2 separate regions of the Homo sapiens genome follow, and region 1 is linked to region 2. A link is a contact called in ENCODE Hi-C or POLR2A ChIA-PET data. All regions are on one chromosome and are shown on one strand. The core of a region is the stretch at or near the end of the contact, and the rest is flanking DNA. Distances in the headings are between cores, read along the strand shown.

Region 1 (4,686 bases), core at 1,974-4,473, 810 kb before region 2:
AGTGGGCGAACATACCTAGGTACAAGTCACACTGTAACACATTAATGAAACTTCTTAATGGAAAAATACCAGACATTGCTCAAATACCATTTTCTTTGGTTCAAAATAGGATACTTGGTAACCCTAATTATTACATAAAGGACTTTGAACTACATAGCAGAGTGTCTGCAGAGAGCCACCATTGATTAGCTGTGTGCCCTTGGGAAGTTACTTAAATAGCACTGCAGTTTCCTCATCTGTCAAATGGAATTGTTTTGGGGATGAAATGTGTTAATAAATATTAATCATACAGTGCCTGGTTCAGAGTAAGCACCATAGTTATGTTAGCTACAATAGTAGTAGTGTCTGGTATAATTACCCAGTGTGTAGCAGGTGTTCCAGAGATGCTGACTGTGATAGCAGTTCATATTTTACATCTAATTCCTACTTTTTAATGTTTTTCTTCCTGATATCTTCTTCCCAGTACCTTTACTTTGCATATCTGCCTGATCATCCCATTATTTTGTTAGCAAAGGGGTAGCCTATCTGATATTTTAAGTAAAGGATTAAACAGTAATACTCTTGGGCTACTGCTACCAGAAGGCATAAGAGGTGCATGGTATTGTGGTGTTTTACACAATCTGTTTGTAGCTGAGACCCTAGTCGGGAAGTTACTTATCCTACCAGGAAGAGCAAAATAAAACTCTCATTCCCAGAGTGTGACAGATGACATAGGACAAAATACAGAGATAATAGAAAGAGCTCAGAGAAGAAGGAAAGCCTCCTGGCTGGGTCAGGGGACCTCCTGGGGAATAGACAATACTCACTGGGGTTTGAAGACTTTTTTTTTTTTTTTGAGATGGAGTCTCAGTCTGTTGCCCAGGCTGGAGTGCGGTAGCATGATCTCGGCTCACTGCAACCTCTGCCTCCCAGGTCAAGCGATTCTCCTGCCTCAGCTGCCTGAGTAGCTGGGATTACAGCATGCGCCATCACGCCCGGCTAATTTTTGTACTTTTAATAGAGACAGGGTTTTGCCGTGTTGTCCAGGGTGGTCTTGAACTCCTGACCTCAGGTGATTCACCCACCTTGGCCTCCCAAAGTGCTGGGATTATAGGTGTGAGCCACTGCGCCAGACCTGAAGATGTTTTTTTAAGAGTCGCTGATAGAGGCTGAGGGCTCCATCCTGGGCCCAGCAGGTTGCACAGTACCTGGTGATCAGTAGACACTCAGTAAGTGTTGAAAAAAAGAATGAATGAATGGGTGAATAAGTGAATGAAAGAAGACAGTGACACTCCCATCACAACGTGTAGCAAGGAGAGCCTATCACAAGAAAACCTCAGAATCTGAGAAAACATTACTAGATCTGAAGAGAATTTTCTGTTCTTGATGATAAATTATTTATCTCTTCAGTGAATATTCATTATCCACTGCCTGCCTGTATGGTTCTAGGTACTGGGGAGATGGTGAACAAAACTGTCTTTGCAGTTGCTGTTCTCATGGAGCATATGTTTTATTGGAAGGAAACAGATGACATACAACAAGCAAATAAATCCCTACTATGCTAGGTGATGGTAAGGGGCATGAGTGAAAATAAAGCAAGGGTTGGCGGTTGCCATTTCATATAAGATGATCAGGGAGAGCCTCTTTGGTAAGATGACACTGGGGCAGAGATGAGAAGAAAGTGAGAAAGCAAGGCATCTGCATATCCAGGGGAAGAGCCCTGCTGGAAGGTGGAGCAGCAAGTGCAAGTGGCCTGAGGCAAAAACAGCAAGGAGGCTTGTGGGGCTGGAGTAGAGTAGTGGGCAGGGCTTCCGAGAGGCTGGGAGAGAGTGGAGGAGGGGCAGGCAACGGGAGGCACTGTAGGTCATGGAAAACTCTGGCCTTCACTCAGAATGAGATGGGAAGCCATTGGAGAACGTTGCAGAGGCATGACGTGACTCGATTTCCTTTGTCTATCCTGTGGCGAAAAGGCTATGGAGGGCCAAGAGTAGGAGCAGAGAGACTACTGTTGTAACAGTTTAGGAAGAAGACCGTGGTGGCTTGCCTGGTGTTGCAGTGGAGGTGATGAGAAAGGTCAGATTCTGAATCCAGTTGTGAAAGAAAGAAAACAGTCAAGGGTGACTCCAAGGAAAGACAGAGTTGCCATTTTTTGGGAGGAGAAGCTGGGTGTTGGGGTGGGAATCAAGAGTTCAGCTTTGGACCTGTTGTGCTTGAAATGACTGCTAGAACAACTAGGAGGAGATATTGAGGGGATAGTGTGACTCAGGGGAGTGGTCTGGACATCTGGACTGGAGTTGAAAATGTGAGAGTCATCATCATATGATGGTGTGTGATGCCATGCTGTCAGATAACCAAGGGAAGAGTGGAGAGAGTGGAGTTTGAGGACTGACCCTAAAGTAGTACAACCTGCCAACATCCAGAAGATGAGGAGGAACCTGCTATAGGGCCTGAGAAGAAAAGGCCAGCAAGGTGGGAGGAGAACCTAGAGAGCCTGGTGTCCTGGAGGATAAGGACAGGAAATGATCAACTGTATTAAATACTGCTGTAGGTCACAGAAGGTGCGACTGAGAGCTGACTATAGGTTCTGTCATTTGAAGGTCTTTGGTGACCATGATGGGCACTGTTTCAGCAGAGTGTTAGGAATTGAACTCTAAAGTAAGGCTCACCCTTTTTATGGTGGTTAGTTATTCTCAGTGAACGTTTCTGCTGTTCATAAAGGTCTAGAGTTAAAACAAAATACAATGAATGAATGAAACCAATCTACTCAGCCACAGTTAAGAGATACTTGTACTGAGAGGCCTTCACCTGACTTTCGCGCTCTGGCATCCAGAGTGGGCCAAACCAGGTCAGCAGCAGGTTTGCAGAAAACTGCCTTAGCTGGGTTTGTTTATGTCTGGGCGTGGGTCTCTTACATAACCAGTCAAGTAGGCCACATTTTGCTTTAGCTACAAGGCTCTTAGCTTCTTAAGGGAGAGGTGGATTTTGTTGGAAATCAGTTGAAGAAGCCCTAGGCTGGGCCGTGTCATTAACTGTTTCCTGCTAGACTTGAAGTAGTTGTCAATGTCAGAAGGGAGGCATCTGCAACTGCCTCTCCCTCTCCCCCTTACTAGTTCCAATTCCCCTTCTTTCTATGGGTGGAATCTATTTACTTTCAATTGTCTCCCCTGTGTCACCTGATTAGAGCATTTAGTACAGGAAGGATGGGCTGATGAAAATTTTGACCTCACGGAGCCCTTGTGGAGTCACCTAGATCACATTACAAAGCAGTGAGAATAGGAGAGAGGAGAGCTGGGGATCCCCTTGGAGTTGCTGTTTATCCTCCAGGCACTTTGCAGTGAGAAGCTGGCCCGAGTCCACTTCATCATGTTAGGACATCTTAGTTTCTGAAATCTTGCCTTTGTTCTTGAGAAATGCTGTCTCTGATTGTCTAACTTTATCCTGCAGTTATAATCCCTCCCATTTCATGAGAGCTCATCCTTCAGTCCTTGGAGGTAAATCCTATAGGCAGTTTGATGGCTTTTCTTTCTCTTCACATTTTATGTTTTTCAGTTAACCATGTCCAGGATAGATTTTTCAAAATTTCTTAACACCAGCTAAGTCTGATATAAAAGTCACAACATTTTAAATGTGCTTCGTGAAGCAAATGGAATGTTTTGTGCATGCCAGTGGCCTTGGGTTGTTTTTGAATGTGTAACATTATAGCAGGGGTTGAAATTATTTTTAAAAAGAATCAGAACTAAAATTATGCAACCTCATTTACTTTTTAAATATTTAGGAAGCATAACTAATAAAGAATTTATAGGGTGCTTACTATGTCAGAGTCTGCTCTAATCACTTAAAATATTAACTCATTTAATTTTCAGAATAATTCTATGAGATGGATATATTATTGCCTTATTTTACAGATCAGGAAATGCAAGCACAGAGAGCTTAAGTAACTTGCCCCAGTCACACAGCTAATAGGTGGTGGAGTAGAGACTTGAACCCAGGCAGTTCAGGGCTCATGCTTTTAACCACTGCAACACACGAGTGTTTTTCACTAATTTAAAATCTGCAGCCATTTTTCTAAAATGGGAGTTGAGCTTTGGCTACTTTTATATTGTCTTTGAAATATATGCTTACCAAATATTAAAAATTATCAACAAAACTATAATGTTAATTTTTAGCTAAGAAAAACTTCCTATAAGACAGCATTAATTTAAAACAAGTAGCTGGTTCTTATTGCAAATTATTTCTATATGCTCATTGAAAAAGCAGTCCATTTTTGGGGTCAATAACTTTTTCACTTAATTTGTTACTGGAGTAGTTACATATAGAAGTGATAAAATCATATTTCTTGAAAATATTGAAAAGATACCTTTAAAAAAAGAAACTATTTTTGGGGACTTTCTGACCTAACCCAAAAAGCCTGCTAGACAAATTTGAAAAGGGCTGTAACACTTAAAAAAATGAAACTATTATAGCTTTTCCTTTGAATAGGCTGAAACATGGTAGAGCAATTAGCCACTTCAATATACGTAGCTGATGTTTACTTGAAAGTGTCCTTTAAGGCTTATTTTCCTTTCACGATCAGTCTTCTGCTGGTTTTAAGCCCATTATTTGCAGTGGCTAGTGTTGAAGTTAATAAAGGAGTGGTGGTCCTGTTAGTCTGCATCATTTTCTTGTTTGTGAGTCTGTGTTCACTTCTAGATCCTATTGTCTTGAGGC
Region 2 (4,471 bases), core at 1,267-3,766:
TAAGAATTATTAATAAATGCAAATGAATGATTTGCCACAGATTCATGGGCTAAAATACTAACCTGCACCTCCCCAACCAGATGTGAGCCCCACTATAAGACTGCACAGAAAACCACAAAGGCAGGGGCATGACACATATACCTCATACCATTAGGTGATGCAACTAGTTTTCTTTCCTTTTTGGAATATAATTTTTTATGATGAGTAAACATGGCTGAGTGGAAGAAAGGAAGCAACAAAGTCCTAGAGCTCCAGTGTTAGGAAGACTTTACAAAGCACCCAGTAATTTCCACAGTGACTTGAGATATAAAAAATGGTGAGGAGCCAGCTTCACTCCCACCTCAAGCTAAGCATCTACTGTCTACTCCATTCTAACCAATGCCCAGTGTTTTGGAGAATGACCATATGAACCTATGGGAATGCATCAGGTTTCCAAAGGGTTAAAACATTCATTAGCATTCTCAATGCTCCACCACTGTAGTTGCTATTTTAATTAGTACATTCAATCTGGAGTATCTGGAGGAAGACTTTAAACCTAAACCTCAATAGACTGTCTACTTACTCTTGTGAATCTGCCGCCTCTCTCAGAGCAAATGCTGCCCTGAGTGAAGGAAGAATGAGGCTCCCTGAAACTAGGTGCACAGGCACCAAAATGCTTACACATTGAGCTGGAATCATGCTAGGCCCAGAACACATTTCCTTGAACATTAAATTCAGGATGGTGCAAAACAACATTCACAACCAGACTTACACCTAAGAAAACAATTTGCTTAGAAGACCTTAGGATATAGGATCTACATCTCTCCGCATCCTGTGTTTATGCTCCTGTATGTTCCAGGTTGGCCCAACAAGCCAGAAGGAAGAGCCTAGCCTGTCATCTTGGATACCACCCAGATGGAAAAGCACGTCACAGTCAAAATCACAATCAACATTCTTGCAACAATGTTTGATTAAAATAAAAAGTAAACTTGGAAACCCAAGAGGAAATACTTGCTTTCTGGTTTAAAACTGTGCAAACCTCAAAATATCAGCAGAAACCATGTATACAAGTCACTGAACACACCTTCAACATAAAATGAATCATCTTTCGAGCATTTTTAAGCCCCCAGAGAAATCACATTTGCATACCAAGTAAGTGGCCAAGAAAATGCACACATGTACTTAACCTACGTCTGCAAAGAAGACAGAGAAAGGGCTGCTATTACTGTGAACATCAAAAGGGCTTCAGTTACAGTAACTTCAGTTCACTTCATGCTCCTAACTCAGGCTCTCTGCCTCCAATGCTTAGCGTCCCGCACCCTTCTCCAGGTTTTGAACCTGATCTCAATCCAATCAAAAGAGAAACTAAGCAGATTTTTTTCTGGGCATTTACATTACCGGTAACAATAGAACATTATAAAGATCTTGTTAACAAAAGTAGCTTCTTGCCAGAGTCTTTTTATTAACACTTGCAACGCTATTTAACAAGCTGGCCATGCCTGTGTGACACCAAACCGCATGTGGATAAATTCAGTGTTTCATCTCCAGGCCCACCAATTCCTATCCTTTGTAACTAATAATGTTAACACGACAGATCAAGAAACTAGTTTTTCAGAAAGCAGTTTTCATTCATTCTCTATAGACATTTCCGCCGCAGTGAACATGCCCGCACTCAGGGTGTCTGTGCATGGCCCCAACTTTCCTCCAAGCCGGGGAGGATGCAACGTGGGCCAACCATCCCGCGCGCTCGGCCCTGGAGGCTGCGGGGAGCGACGCAGCGCGACATTCACCCCCAGGAAAGCGCTGCTTTCCGCAGAGGAGAGAGGCTGACTGTATCCTTAGCTCGGCTCCTCGCTTCCCCAGCGGCTCGCCCCAGACATTGCACCGCGGAGGGGAGGCCGGTCGACCTCTCCGGCGATGCCCGGCTTCTGCCTGCTGTGGGAGGGCAGCGGCGGGCACCGTGATCTCCGCACCGAGAAGAGCTCCCCTTGCCCTCTAGTCGAAGCTCCCGAGTGCTCGGAGCACGCTCACCCCTCGCGAACACACCCCTGCAGCCGAAGCAGCCCCTGAAGCCCGCAGCGCCTGCAACAGGTCCGGGGCAGTGGGGGAAACTTACAGCAGTGGCGACTGGCCGCAACGCACAACTGAGTTCTAGCGACGGTCACGGGCAAGGAGGCGACGAACCGGTCGTCTCAGCCCAGGGAAGCGGTGGCGAATGCCCCGGAGAAAGGAGGGCCAGCCGGGGAGAGGACTGCGCCCCGAACGATGGCTCGCGGACCGGCTACCGATGGCGTTCGCCTCCGTCTGTCGTCCCCACGCCGCGGACCCGGTGTCCAGGACCCGCAGAGCGTCTCCGGAGCGCGTCACGGTAGGGCAGAGCAAGCCTGCCACTGCAGGCGCCGCGGAAGGAGGCGGGCTGTGCGCTCGGGGGAGGGAGCTAGAAAGCGCCTTGTGTGCCGGCGGCCGCCAGGCGTCTGGACCGGGTCTCCGCAGCGCCACCGCCGCACCGCCTCCTCTCCGGCTGCCAGAGCAGTCTGCGCCCCGCCGCCGTGCGCCCCGCTATAAGTGGCGCGGCGGGGAGGGGAGGGGGCGCGTATGCAAAGAGACCGACACCGGGGGAGGGAGGAAGCGCATTAGCGCGGCCTGTGGTGTAGGAGGAGGAAGAGGAGGAGAAGGAGTGGGAGGAGGAGAGGAGCTAGAGAAGAGCGTGTCGGGGGAGTTAATCGGGAGAGGAAGCGGGAGAGGGGGGCTGCGGGGAGTGCAGAGAGACAAAGCGGACGCACTGTCTCAGCCGCTGGCAGCTGCAACCCCGGGAACCGAGAATAAAATAAGTTTTCCCGGGTTCGAGTGTCTGCGCCTCTTTGGGCCAGCCTGGTTAATGGACAGCCCCGGATCTGAGGGACCCACCTTAGGGGAGCGCAGCCCGGGGCTGTGCGCTTGGTGATGCCAGAGCCCGCGAGATGCTCTAAAAAGGGCTGCAAGGGGCGAGCTGGGTATCCGCAGGACAGGCCCTGGGCACGCATAGACAGCGCCTTGGGTAGGACACCCAGAGTGGGGAGAGATAGTGGCAATGGACGGGCAAAAGTCTGGACAGTTTAGGGACACTCGGGTTGAGCAAGCCAGGACGTTTAAGTTTCTTGCTGGCAGAGAGCCAAAGAGACTCCAGCCCCAGGCATTTCCTATGTGTCCTCCCTCCCCACTCCCCAGTGGGTGCGGCACCCCCGGCTGGACTCTGCCCTAAGCCAGGCGACTGCAGGGGCAGCCGGGGCGCAGTCCTGCGGGGCGCGCACCACGTGCTTTTCAGCCAATCGCCGCGGCCGCTTGATTCAAAGTGAACTCCTCAAAGCAGCAGCCACGCCGCCTCCTCTCCTAGCGATTAAGCCTCCATCACCTTCTCCTGTTTTTTATCGCTCGGTGGTGTTAGTTTGGAGTTCAGTAAAGAAATGGCCCAGCACACACACACGTTTAATAGTCCCGCGTGTCAGGAGAAGGGAAGGCGATTCGAAAAATAATCTCGCGTGGTGATCACTTTTACGAATCCCATTTATCTTTGCAACTAGAGGCTTGTCTTTCCACTGGGAGTTAAAATATCTGTCTTTTATTCGGTATTTGGAGCTAAGTCTATAAATGAACGGGATAGATGACCGGTCCAGCCCCCTTGTTTTACAGGTGGGGAACCGAGGCCCAGGGAGATGTGAATTGCCTGGCTCGTAGTCACTTAGCAACAATGTCCCAGCTCTGCAGCTCGAGAGTGAGGGCCCCACGACAGAGTTTATTCCGTCCCCGGGTCCCCGCGTCCCCAAGCGCCCGCGCTTCGCCTCCCAGCTTGCTTTAAAACACTAGGCGCAGGAGCGATTTAAACTGGCTAAGGAGGCCCCACATGGCGCTTCCAGAGTCCAGACTGCTGAAACCAAGACTGTCAGTTCTTCATTCTAATTTCATTTTCCTTTATCCTTGTTCCTTCCTGGTATTTGCGCCGAGAAATTTCGCTCCTTGCAAACAAAGAAAGACAGTGCCCTCTGAAGTCCTTTGTTAGCATTAACTCGGCAGCCTCACCACGAACCTTTCAATATATATATTTTTTAATGCAGAGTCTCGGCTTGAGGCTGATTCACAGAGACAGCCCGGATCAATTCATGTCAAGAACCACGTATGGAGAGCCAGGGGGGCTGCGAGGTTAGGAGAGGGCTGGCAAGCAGCACCCAGGTTCTGAAGCAAAGACCAGACAGATGGAAACTCTGTAGACTCCAGAGATAGGTGCTGAAAAGATGGGAGGCGGAAATGTGTAACTATTGCACATATGTCTTTTTAAAACATGTTTCTGTAGCCTGTGGCAAGGTGTGGGGGAGCTCATCAAGGCAGCCACCAACGCACCTTTTAGACACCTCCTAGACCCACTCTGTCTGCTTCCTTTGTGAGTCAAATCTACCTAAAACGGCACCTAGATGACCTTGCCTAGAAATGGACTATGTACATAGCTCAGCTGGTTGGT

What was found. A loop is a pair of places that touch in the nucleus more often than their neighbours do. ChIA-PET counts read pairs that join two places held with the same protein, here RNA polymerase II (POLR2A). Pooled maps may share reads with other maps.
Region 1: a loop to region 2 is called in a map of Calu3, with 3 times the contacts of the local background. The contact joins the enhancer-like site here to the promoter of ENC1 in region 2. A Hi-C loop is called at or near these places in 2 of 168 maps with a recorded cell type or tissue (Calu3 and HCT116) and 2 of 50 pooled maps. POLR2A ChIA-PET finds 5 or more read pairs at or near these places in 2 of 52 experiments (HepG2 and MCF 10A).

What each region holds. Positions count from the first base shown.
Region 1 is chr5:73,823,653-73,828,338 of GRCh38, forward strand. All of the region lies in intron 9 of ARHGEF28 (Rho guanine nucleotide exchange factor 28), which reads left to right. It also overlaps the pseudogene RNU7-196P. Among named protein-coding and RNA genes, the nearest start is that of ARHGEF28, 200 kb to the left of the region's middle. Within about 2 kb of position 3,224, at least 10 of the 41 ENCODE cell types and tissues checked have a DNase peak (open chromatin) inside an H3K27ac peak, as active enhancers do.
Region 2 is chr5:74,638,212-74,642,682 of GRCh38, forward strand. It overlaps ENC1 (ectodermal-neural cortex 1), which reads right to left and starts at 2,517. Exons shown (of 3, transcript NM_003633.4): 1 at 2,096-2,517. It also overlaps a transcript of HEXB not described here. RefSeq lists enhancers at 1,966-2,325, 2,787-3,502, 3,503-4,216 and a silencer at 2,366-2,625.